Linked DNA regions of Homo sapiens: region 2 is linked to region 1. The links are chromatin loops, found by intact Hi-C in ENCODE. Cell type or tissue: mammary epithelial cell. All regions are shown on one strand. Each heading gives the region's core, and the rest is flanking DNA. Links, peaks and the distances in the headings are about the cores only.

Region 1 (5,385 bases), core at 182-5,181:
AGAATAGAGAACACTGTGGAAGAAGTGGTGTTGGTCCTTAAAGAATAGGTGTGTCCCAAGGTCAGAGGTCATCAGGGGAGGGCATGCTCAGCAGAGGGAGAGGCACAAGCAAGACACAGAGACTGGAAATTGCAGTGCATGTTCAGAAAACAGGGTGGCATCCAGTAGAATGGAGTGAAGAGTTGGTGTAGTCTGGGAAATAATGGCAGAGATAGCAAGAAAGGAAGCCTGAGGGAACAGTCATAGAAATTATACCATTTATGTCAGACTGAAAATGTAAGATCTGATGCAGCATATAAATGTAGAGGTAGTTTAGTAAGATTAATTGTGGGAAGAGGAGCAGTATAGTATGAATTTCAGTAAGGAGGTAAGTACTGGAAATATTAAGAAACTGGCATTAAGAATAAACAGAAAATAAGAATGAGAGATACCCTATACATTCTTGGCAAAGACCTGGTTAAGTACTCTTTTCCATCCTTTATTAAAACTAACAAAATCGTAGTGATTTCTTACCTGGGCGAAGAGTACAGTTATAAGCAGCTAAATAGAGAACTCTACTTGGGTTGTTCATATAAAATATTGCTTTGCATTGACCATAAACCTGAAACCAACAAATGCATTTTATGACATAGCGAATGCAACTATGAGCTTTTAAAATACCTCCAAAATTAAAGTCAGACATTTTCTTTTAAAGTAGTTAGAAACTTAAGATCAAATTCTGTGGTTTTGGCTGGGAGGAACTGCAGTTGATGATCAAACTGTTTAACCTTTCCCTAGGACACAGCTAGAATATGTTTCCAAGCCTCCCCAACACGTGTGACTGTGTATAATTGAGTTCTAACCACAGGAAGGTGAGCAGAAGTGAGGTGTAACCATTTCCAGATCTGGCTCATAAGGGTCTCCCACGTTCTCACTGTCCTCTATGCTCTTTCTCTGTGCACAGCTTGATGCAGATGAGCAGGTAACCATGGAAGTCGTGAGCTGAGGCTGCAGAGTCTAGAGCCAGAGTGTGGAATAAACTTGGGTCTCAAATCACCCCTGGAGCAAAGCACCCATCTAATCAGGAACTTCTACTTTCAACTTTACATGCGTGAGAAATGAACTTCTATCATGTTAGAGTGAGTATACAGTTTTTGTGTCTGTGTTTTAGTAGCTAGTGTCACCATAACAAATATAATTCACAACAGGATATTCACTTTTCAAAATCAAGTTGGGTACAGTTTGACCAATTGGCTACATGATTAGGAAAATATCTTGATCAAATAGTTTTCTTCTAAACACTTACATCACTATTCTGTACTCACACTGTAAAGTTTTATATCAATTACTGAAAATCATCCCAGGATAATTAAGAATGAAATGAAATGGATTATCTATTTTCAAGTCTCTTCTATGATCATCTTTAGAAGATTAATTCTGAGGCCCTTTATTATGCTCTGTGGTTTCAGGAAATCCTTACACGGCGCCCTTGAGAGCTTTCATACTGCAAGTCATCCATTTTCCTCCCCTCAAACCTGGCATCGGAGTTTATTGAAACAAAGCAAAATAAAACAAATAGACAAAGCTCTACCTCCATCACTTCTGCAGTCTACATTAACCCCACGTCCAGAATATTCACACCTCAGGTCTTTTTCTCACAATTGAAACACTGGTTCAGAGCCTAACGGAAGGTCTTGGAGGTAAAAACACAACTTGGGGCAACTTTTCCATTCTGTTCTGCATGACCCCAATGGGACTTCTCAGAAACCCCTCTCATGAATTAAACTTTGTTCTGTCTAGAGCATTAGAATAAGCTTATGGGCACCTGCCAGGAGATTATAAAGTGGGCCATTTAAAAGATGACAGATATTGAGCACCCTTGACCCTGTAGAAAGAGTGTACCTACTTGCTTTCCCTAGGGCCCTTAATGGTTTATAAAAACAAGCACTCACTGATTCAAAAAATATCCTCATTCCACAGTCTTGCCATGCCTTCTTTCTGAGCACATGGCAGTCAGTCTCTAGCACATCCAGTGTAAGATAGAACAGAGATCCCAGGCCACCCTGTGGGAAGGGGTAGAGAAATGCAATACATTTCACAGGAAGTAGAAACCTAGAAAGACCACACAAAAAAACCCCTGCTTTATGGCAAAGCCAAAGAATATTTGTGAAGATTCCCCGTAAACCATTAAATCTGACACAAGTGTCAGAGTAGGATCACTGTTAACACTTGTTTTTACTAACAATAAGTGCGTTGTTGCTGACCCTGGCAGAGGAGAACAGAGAGTTCTCGGCAGGGCTTCCAATACAGAAAACACCTGCCAGGGTGTCTCTGGGTTCCCTCACCCTGGCCAGTCTCTCCAGCTTGCCCACATCCCTGCCCCAGAGTGGGAACTGTCCCTACTTGCCCGTCTGTATTCCTGGGCGTCGTTCACTCGGTTGAGTCTCAGCACATAGCCATCCTTTCTGTCTTTGTTAATATCCCGCAGGGCAAAGCCTGCAACTGCCAGCACATCTGAGTCATTGCAGCCCCGGGAGAGCAGAGCCGAGGGGTTGAGGGCCAGCTGGGGTGGAGACATTGCTCCGCAGCACAGGACTAGGATGCAGAGTGCCAGGGGAAGGAGCAGACCCATTCTGTGGAGAACAAGGCCCAGGATGGGTCAGTTTGTGGAGCTGCAGGGACTGGCTGGCTTGTAAGGCTCTTTAAGGCAGACTTGAGCGGTTTTGTTACAACTGGAAGGGCTAACCAAGTTCACCTTGAATTCTGAACTTGGATTTTCCTAAGTCAGTACTTTGGATAGCATTTCCCAATGATTCTAACCTTAGACCCTTGAGCAACCTCATATCCACCTGTACATACAAATGAATTTAAGTTTCCCAACTGTTTCCTGAGAAATCATAACATTTGTTCAAGGCTCTTATGATTAGATTCTGATTTGCAGGTCCCCTCCTGAATAGGAATATGGAGGACTGTCCCATTCTCCCCCTCTCCCCTAACACCTTTGCTGTGGAGGTCTCCTTGGCCACTCTAATAGTTATCTTATGTCCCAGTGGTGCTTGGTGAATTCAGACTTCCTGGCTGACACTCTGTGTGCAAAGCCCTTGTTAGATCAGGGAGGTAGTTGAACCCCACAGTCATCTGCCAGAAGCACAGTTGAGATTCCTTAAGCACTTTGGCCATCTGGGTGGAAAATGTTCTACTTATCATCATTTAAGTTATTTTTAAACAATGACTTTACTTAAGGGGAAAAAGTCAAAGAGATATAAAAAGTTCTCACATTGTATTTCAAGCCTATTCTTCCTTTTATGCATATGTATGGAAGCAAGCTCATTAAGAGACTAAAGCCCCATACTCTTGCTAAAAGAAAGATACTGAAGGGCAGGTGGGTGGCAACACATTGGTTGGGACTCTTGCCTTCTTTTTTTTTTTTTTTTTTTAGCTTCTATTTGTGATTCAGAAAGGTTCTACTTATTGGGACCATACAAAAGACAATTATCTTTTAAAAACTGTATTTCAACAAAAAACACATATCAGCAGTAGTTTGTCATGAGAGAAAAGAGACAAAATGGGAAAGAAGCCTCTAGAAGAGGTTATCATGAAGGGCATTCTATAAAGCCCTAGTCCATGAGGTGAGTAACCACCCCCTAACTCTCTCCCTACTCCTAGCCCTTCTCTTCCTTCCTGTCCCTGTCCAAGGATTCTGCATTCAAATAAGTTTAGGAACTGCTGAATCCTTCTGTGTGCTTGCTGGTACACAGTGGTGGCTATTGTGTAATGCTGAGAGGATTATCCTATCCTGATGAGGGCTCCACCCTCATGAATGGAATATGCCATTATCTTGAAAGTGAGTTCCTGATAAAAGGATGTGTTTGGTCCCCTTCTCTCTTCCTTTCACCTGTGTGATGCCTTCCACCATGTTATGATGTAGCATGAAGGCTCTCAGCAGGTATAGCCCCTCGATCTTAGACTTCCCAGCCCCCCAAACCATGAGCCAAAGTAATTTCTGTTCATTATAAATTCCCTGGTCTCTGATATTCTGTTATAACTACATAAAACTAACTGAGGCACAGCCCTAATTAATTTCTGGAGAGAAATAGTTTTTGAGGATTGATTGAAAAACCCAAATCTAAAGATCCCAGCTCTGTGGATGTGGGCTGTAGGCATTGTTTTCAAATAGGAACGATACTAGCAAAATGGGTACAGAAACCAGACATTCAGATTCTGGGGCACAACAAAGGTTTAGCTTCAGCCAGTGAGGAGACAAACATTCATTGAGCTTGAGCAACGTACAGAAAGAGGTTGAGAAGGATCTGGGGCCTGAGGATGCAGAACAAAGAGGAGGAGAATGGTCTGGGACCTGAGGAATATATTAGACTTATATAGGTGAAGGCCATGAGTGCAACTAAAATAAAAGGCAGGACTCAAACAGATAAAAAGATCCAATAACATGGAAATCGTGCACCACCACTTATGCACCTGGGTTTCAACCCAGTCTCAAACAACCTGAGCTGGCCTTCTCCTAGGCTGTGGAGTATGGGAGCCCTGGGAGAGGAAGCAGGGGAAGAGTCCAGCCTTTGGTGTCAGGCAGTCTTGGGTTTAAATTCCACCTCTTCCACTGCACGGTAAGAGGGCCTGTGACACTGGGTGTGCCACACAGCATTTTGTTTCCTTATTCATAAAACAATGGCACTCCCAGCATATGTATACATGCACAGTTGCACCTGCCTGTAGAAAGAGAATAGAGTTCCTCTTTCCCTAGAAGCCCAACCCAGGTACACTTGTGTTTGGTTCCCATCACATATGGGAACAACTTTAGTATCAGCATGGAAGTTAAATTTCTGCTCAGGAGTGAAGAACAAGGCTGTGGAGATAGATCAATCTAGGTTTTGTTGAATCCAGTGTGTCTAATAGAAATACAATGCAAGTTACATATTTAATTTTAAAATTTCTGGTATCTGCATTCGAAAAGTAAAAAGAAACAGATGATATTAATTTTAACAATATTTTGCTTAACCTGTCAATCCAAAATATTATAATTTCAATATGTGATTAACATAAAAATTATGAAAGGCACAGTTTACATTCTTTGTTTCACACTATGGCATACCCCAATTTGGAGTAGCCACAGTTAAGACGCTCAAGAGTTGCATGTGGGTACCTTATCAGACAGCCCAGGTCTAGCTCTTGGGAGCCTCAGGCTCCTCCCATGTAAAAGGAAGGTAGCAGGATTCTCCATCTCCTGAGGTTGCAATATGGACTTATCACAGGGGAAGTATGCAAAGGTGCTTAGCACAGCCCTGGTGCACAGGACGTCCAGAGACAATGTCCAAGGACAGCTGTCAGTGCTGTGACTGTACCCTGTGGTCCTCACTTTGTCTCCCACGGTGCAGATTCTTATGTGACTCT
Region 2 (5,385 bases), core at 293-5,292, 51 kb before region 1:
CTAGTGTGGGAATGGTTTCTTATCCACGGATAAGTTTGGGTGTGTATGGGAAGAATGCACTTAATTGAAATGAATTGAGAGCTTCAACTCCTCTGCATTCCAGGTAATATTGTCATTAACTCAAGCAATGTTTATGAAAGTACTTTGTAAATTATTAAACTCTACTCCAGTGCTTGTGCGGGAAGATATATTCTGAGTTATTAACCTCTGTATCTTTTGTCCTCCCTGGGTCTCACCTTTTTCTCCCCAGGACTCACCTTTCTCTCTTCCTCATTCAAGCAGCTGACCTGGTGTCCATGCCTCCAGGAGGAATGTGATTCTGCAGGGCCACATTCAGCTGCATCTGCCGGTGTGGTGACACTGGTTGTTTATGGATGGCGGCTGTTCTGATCGGTTGTTGTTTCTGGTCTGATTGGTCAGTGCTTGTTTCACATTGGTTATGCAATACTTTGAATATCACCATTGCAGTTGGAAGGTATAGAGAATCTGAATTCTTTTAGCTTGTTTCAAATGATCGAGCCCTGATTTGAGACAGAAAAAGAAAGAAGATTACGGAGTGAAAAAAAGAGTCTTCTGGCCCTATAAATAAATAAAGTGAACTTACCTGAGACTAGAGAGTCCTTAGCTGAGGGAGAAGATAGAAGAAGAACAGTGGGTTGAGGGGTCTCTGAGGCAGAGGACACCTCTGCCCTGCTTTCTGGGCACGCAGCCAGGAAGGCTGCAAGATCCCAGGGAGAGAGTAGCCATGTGCTATAGCTTGGCAGTCATGTCCATTGCTAGGGTACAGACACTCCTGCATTTACAGTTTGCTACAGAAGTAGCAGATAAACTGGATTCAAAGAGTGATGTGAACAGTGTCCTGACTATCCCTCAGCAGGGACAACTGTTGGACCAATGATCAAGGATCTGACCTCCTGATTCCACTACCTGAACCACTTGGCAACTGTGTGAGATCCTAGAACTGTGGCCCAACTGTGGAAAGTAGCAGGGCAGAGCAAGGGAATTCCAAAAAGGACTGGGGTTAAATTTCCTGTTAGCCCAATAGGATGGCAACCTGAGATAGAAATTAATTTGTTCTGAACATAAAGCGACATTTCTTGTGCACCTGAATTTATGGTCATGATTCATGCTAGCAAGCTTCTTTGCAATTTATAGCCAGAGGTTTGTTTGCTTCATGATTGAATTTAACTTATTTTTCCTAAAGGAAATTTAGATGACTAGAAACAATCACTAGGAGAGAATTTAGGTCACTTTAATAATAGTTTAAGCACCATATTTTCTTGCTATGCCCAGGTATAGCCCAAGCGGTAACAGAGACTCTAGAATTAGCATTCAGTCCAGGAAAGAAGGAAATTCTGAGGGGTATAGATTTCCTAAAGTGATGTAGTGGCGAGTGACAGAATTGACTACTAATTGGCAGCACTGAGCTCTTTCCTCTCCTTTCCATTTGATCTATTATCTCAGGCCATCACCACCCCCATCCATATTTTGCTTCATCCTGAGTATGCAAGTAAGGTGAAAGGAACAGTGATTTTCATGAGTGTTGGTCATTTAATTTATTATTCTAATTCAAACTATTATACATTTTTCCCCATCAAAAGAATTGCATTTTGTTTGGGAAATGTATGTCCAAAAGCCTTGAATGCTTCTGGAAACTCACTCTTGAACTTCCCTGGACATGATTCAGAGGCAGATTGAGGGAGGGCAGAATGTCTGGCTTTAGAGGGTTGTTATCATGCAGCAATGGGAAGCTGGGAAAATTGGCTTCAGGAAGTGGTAGCTTCTCACCTTTCCTTACGGGAGGGAGTCCGTACACAGATGCAGTTTGCAATGGAAGGGACAGTGTCCTTTACCTTGACCTCGTCCTTCTGAGTGCCCAGGTGGTGGGCCGTGGCAATGGCAATGGTGACCTTGGGGACCTTGGCTATAGGGTGGTGGGTTACAGGGTCCATCGTCAAAGCAATCACGGCCATGGTGGTGGTGTGCATAGGAACAGGGTCCTTGGAGATGGTGTCCATGGGGATGATGGTCATGAGGATGAAGCTCACTGGAGTTATGATTATGGGAGTAACTTTGTGTTCCAATCATGTTAGAAGAAACATGGTTGCATCTGGACCCTGAGGGGCAATAGTGGAGGAGCCCCCCCTTGAAGTGGTTAATGTCTGAGTCACCTTTTTCATCTACTGGAAGTGGGCATCGTGTTCATGTGGCTTCTCAGGATGACGATGATCTCTGGATCCTTGGGGCTTGGCAAGGATCCTTACATGGAGGCTTGGCAATCGGAGAATGTTCACGCCCACCAGGATGGAGCGGATAGGTCAAATGGGGTTGCACGCAATTCATGATCGTACATGTCTGATGAAGGACACAGAAAAATAAATATTATCATGTAACACACAATGAGAAGCTAGACATTCAACTTCTAAGAGAAGTTAGACATTGGATTTAGACCAATGGCACTCAGATTTTGGATTCCACACATGAATTTGAAAAGTAGGATAAAAAAAAGGGTTCTAAAGTTGTTATCTAGCCCAATTGATATTTAAAACATAAACAACAACTATCACCTACCACCATCACTGTTTCACAAAATGAGTGATAAAAGATAACAAAGGTGAGGAAAACCATAGAAACCTCAGAAGCCCATGTGAGAGTAAAGAATAGTCCTTAGATGGAATAAATGCTAGATACAAAAATATTACAGGAGGGAGTCGCTACACAGATCCAGTTTGTCTGCAATGTCTGAAAATCCTTGTTTTTCCATTTCAATACAGAGTGGCAAAAGTATATTATGTAATGTCAACCATCCGTAGACCAACACTGGAAAACTGGAAAACTGGTAATTTCTAGTTAATATTTTCGACAGAGGTCTGAGAATGTTGATGGTATCAACATTTCTTACTCCTCAAGGCTGAACACTTAACCTCTTCCATCTCCTCCTTGTTCAGAGTGTAATGTTTAAAAATCTGTGGAGCCATGTTCATAGTGACTTTCCTGCCCTTTCTTTCTTTTCTTTTCTTTTTTTTTTTAAACTTGGGATATAAATATTTGAATTATTTTCAGTTTTGTTTCTGATATAAAAAATTCCGTGAAACAGATCTTTGTACTCATGTAAAAAATAGAACTAAGATTTCTGGGACAGATGTAAAATATAGTTTTGCATCTTATTTTATATACATTTATATAATAAATTTGAGCCTAATTTATTCCCCTTACATTCTGTGCCTAATAATAAAAGCTAGGAATGACTAAGTCTCAGCACTGGAGTCCTGACTACAAGGAGCATTTTCAAATTCATTCAGGTTGATCGAATTGGACATGATTTTACTTTTGTGCCAAATCTTATTTCTCCCCAATTCTTGGAAATGTTTTTATACTTTTGTGTGATATTAGCATTTGCACTCTTTTCTAAATATTGTTCTGTAAATTTTCCTATAAAAATATGTCTTGAAACTCTTTCAAATGCACATGAGTTCAAATTTTCTTTGAGCAACTTTACTGTCCTCATTTCTTATATGCAACACAATTGATTTACTGTTGCATTTTCTGAATGCATGACAAACATCAACCAGCTGCTCTGAAAACAGTTCTGGGTGGGAGCACTTGAGTCCTTGTAGAGTGAGCAGGGAACTGTCTAATTCCAGCCACACCACTGGGTGTGGTGAGGTTTCTCTGAGCCTCAGTTTTCTATCATAGTGCAAGGAGGTTAATATTGGATGATTTTTAATGACACAACCCTCATATGCTCTTGTCTTTCTCTATTTCCTCTTTGGGTTTTCCTTCCTCTCTAACAGATACACACTGCCCCGACATCCTCCAAAAAATGTAAAAAATTGCGGGAGAGCAGTTCTTCCCGGAGAGCGGTACCTGCTGCCTGGCTTTCATTCCTCCAAATGCTACAATGGGGGCCTCAGATGAAAAGGCAGCTGGTCCAGTGAGGCAGGTGGAGAGGGGGTGTCGTTCAGTTCCTGCTGCCAGGTTGGAGCCTGGGCCCTCAGACTCCAGCTGGATATTAGTGGAGACTCAACACTCTTGCAGTTCTCTGCACTTGGTCCACTCCGAAAGAGGGAAAGTCATCATTCTCTCCTTTATACTTCACAAGGGCTTTGTTGGCTTGTTTTCTGTAGAGCTCGGTATCCTTGAGGGAATCTAAGAGGACGGGACTATCCTTGGTATTGGCCAATGCTGAAGAGACTAGAGAAAGAAAATGGCAGTGTCGCAGTTAAGGTTTGAAAATGGCAATGGGGGCTCAGTGGAAGGAAGGACAATAACTTTCATTTTACAGATAGACAAATGGAAGGTTGGGGGATGTAAGTGACTTCTTCAAGATGAATCAGCCAACCAGCAACAGAACTGAACTGCTGATCCTTCCTTCCTTTCCTATGATGCCCGAGTCTCAGTTGTTACCCCTACTCGTGATGCCTCCACCACTGCCACTCATCAAGTGCTAATATTTTAAAGAAGTCCTCCTGTGTTTGTCAAAAGGGAGAAGGTATCATTAACATAAAATTTTGCCCAGAGACAGGAGAAGATACACAGTCTTTCTTTAAAACAACCTCCTTCAGCAGTAGCTTGCCTATTGAATTTTTGTAAATAGAATCATAGTGAAATTTGCCATTAAAAATTCTGTGATAATTCTTTTTTTAAAAAGTTAAAAAAAAAAAAAGAGCATGGAAATTAGTGTCAACACTGTTGGTATAGAGTCTTATCTTCATCGCACCTTGGCTGTGTTCCTGAGGGCAAATCATTAAACCTCTTCCAATCACAATTATTTATTTCATAAGTTGACAGTATCATAATCTACATTTTATTACCTTGTTGGGAGATTAAATGAGATAACAGGTATCATTGCTTTGTAAATTGTAGAGCTATTCATGACATTTAAACATTGATGTCAATATTTATTGAGTGCTAAGAATAATCTGCAAAGTGTGCTACATGGAGCATCTTATTCAATTCTAACAAGAATCCTGAAAGCTAATGCTGTTACTATCCTCATTTTACAAGTGATAAAAGGTTAAAAAGTTTAAGTAACTGCCCTCTTGTGTAATCTTACACAGCTACTAAGTGATGAGGTTCATACTCAAACTAAAGCAAGTCTGACCCAAGCCTATGTCTCTGTAATGATGTCTGTAATGATGTTCTCCTACCTCTCATAAATCTCTATTTTTTTTTTTTGAGATGGGGTTTCACTCTTATTGCCCAAGTTGGAGTGCAATGGTGCAATCTTGGCTCACTGCAACCTCTGCCTCCCGGGTTCGAGCAATTCTCTTGCCTCAGCCTCCCAAGTAGCTGGGATTACAGACATGCGCCACCACGCCTGGCTAATTTTGTATTTTTAGTAGAGACGGGATTTCTCCATGTTGGTCAGGCTGGTCTTGAACT

Evidence for each region. Peaks named below come from ENCODE experiments on the same cell type or tissue, not always from the same donor. Only the 100,000 strongest peaks of a DNase experiment are listed, where the experiment ranks them.
Region 2: a loop joins it to region 1, with 2.5 times the contacts of the local background. A loop is called at or near these places in 2 of 110 quality-filtered maps.

The regions. Positions count from the first base shown.
Region 1 is chr3:186,637,687-186,643,071 of GRCh38, reverse strand. FETUB (fetuin B) reads right to left here and starts at 2,673. Exons shown (of 7, transcript NM_014375.3): 1 at 2,387-2,673; 2 at 1,932-2,042; 3 at 514-601. The coding sequence starts at 2,611. HRG-AS1 (HRG and FETUB antisense RNA 1) reads left to right here. Exons shown (of 3, transcript NR_187317.1): 2 at 944-1,118; 3 at 1,449-1,563. In mammary epithelial cell, for the core only: no CTCF peak of the experiment used is centred there; a DNase peak (open chromatin) is centred at 2,431; H3K27ac peaks cover 1,284 bases.
Region 2 is chr3:186,688,735-186,694,119 of GRCh38, reverse strand. It overlaps the pseudogene HRGP1. Among named protein-coding and RNA genes, the nearest start is that of HRG, 25 kb to the right of the region's middle. In mammary epithelial cell, for the core only: no CTCF peak of the experiment used is centred there; a DNase peak (open chromatin) is centred at 2,269; H3K27ac peaks cover 439 bases.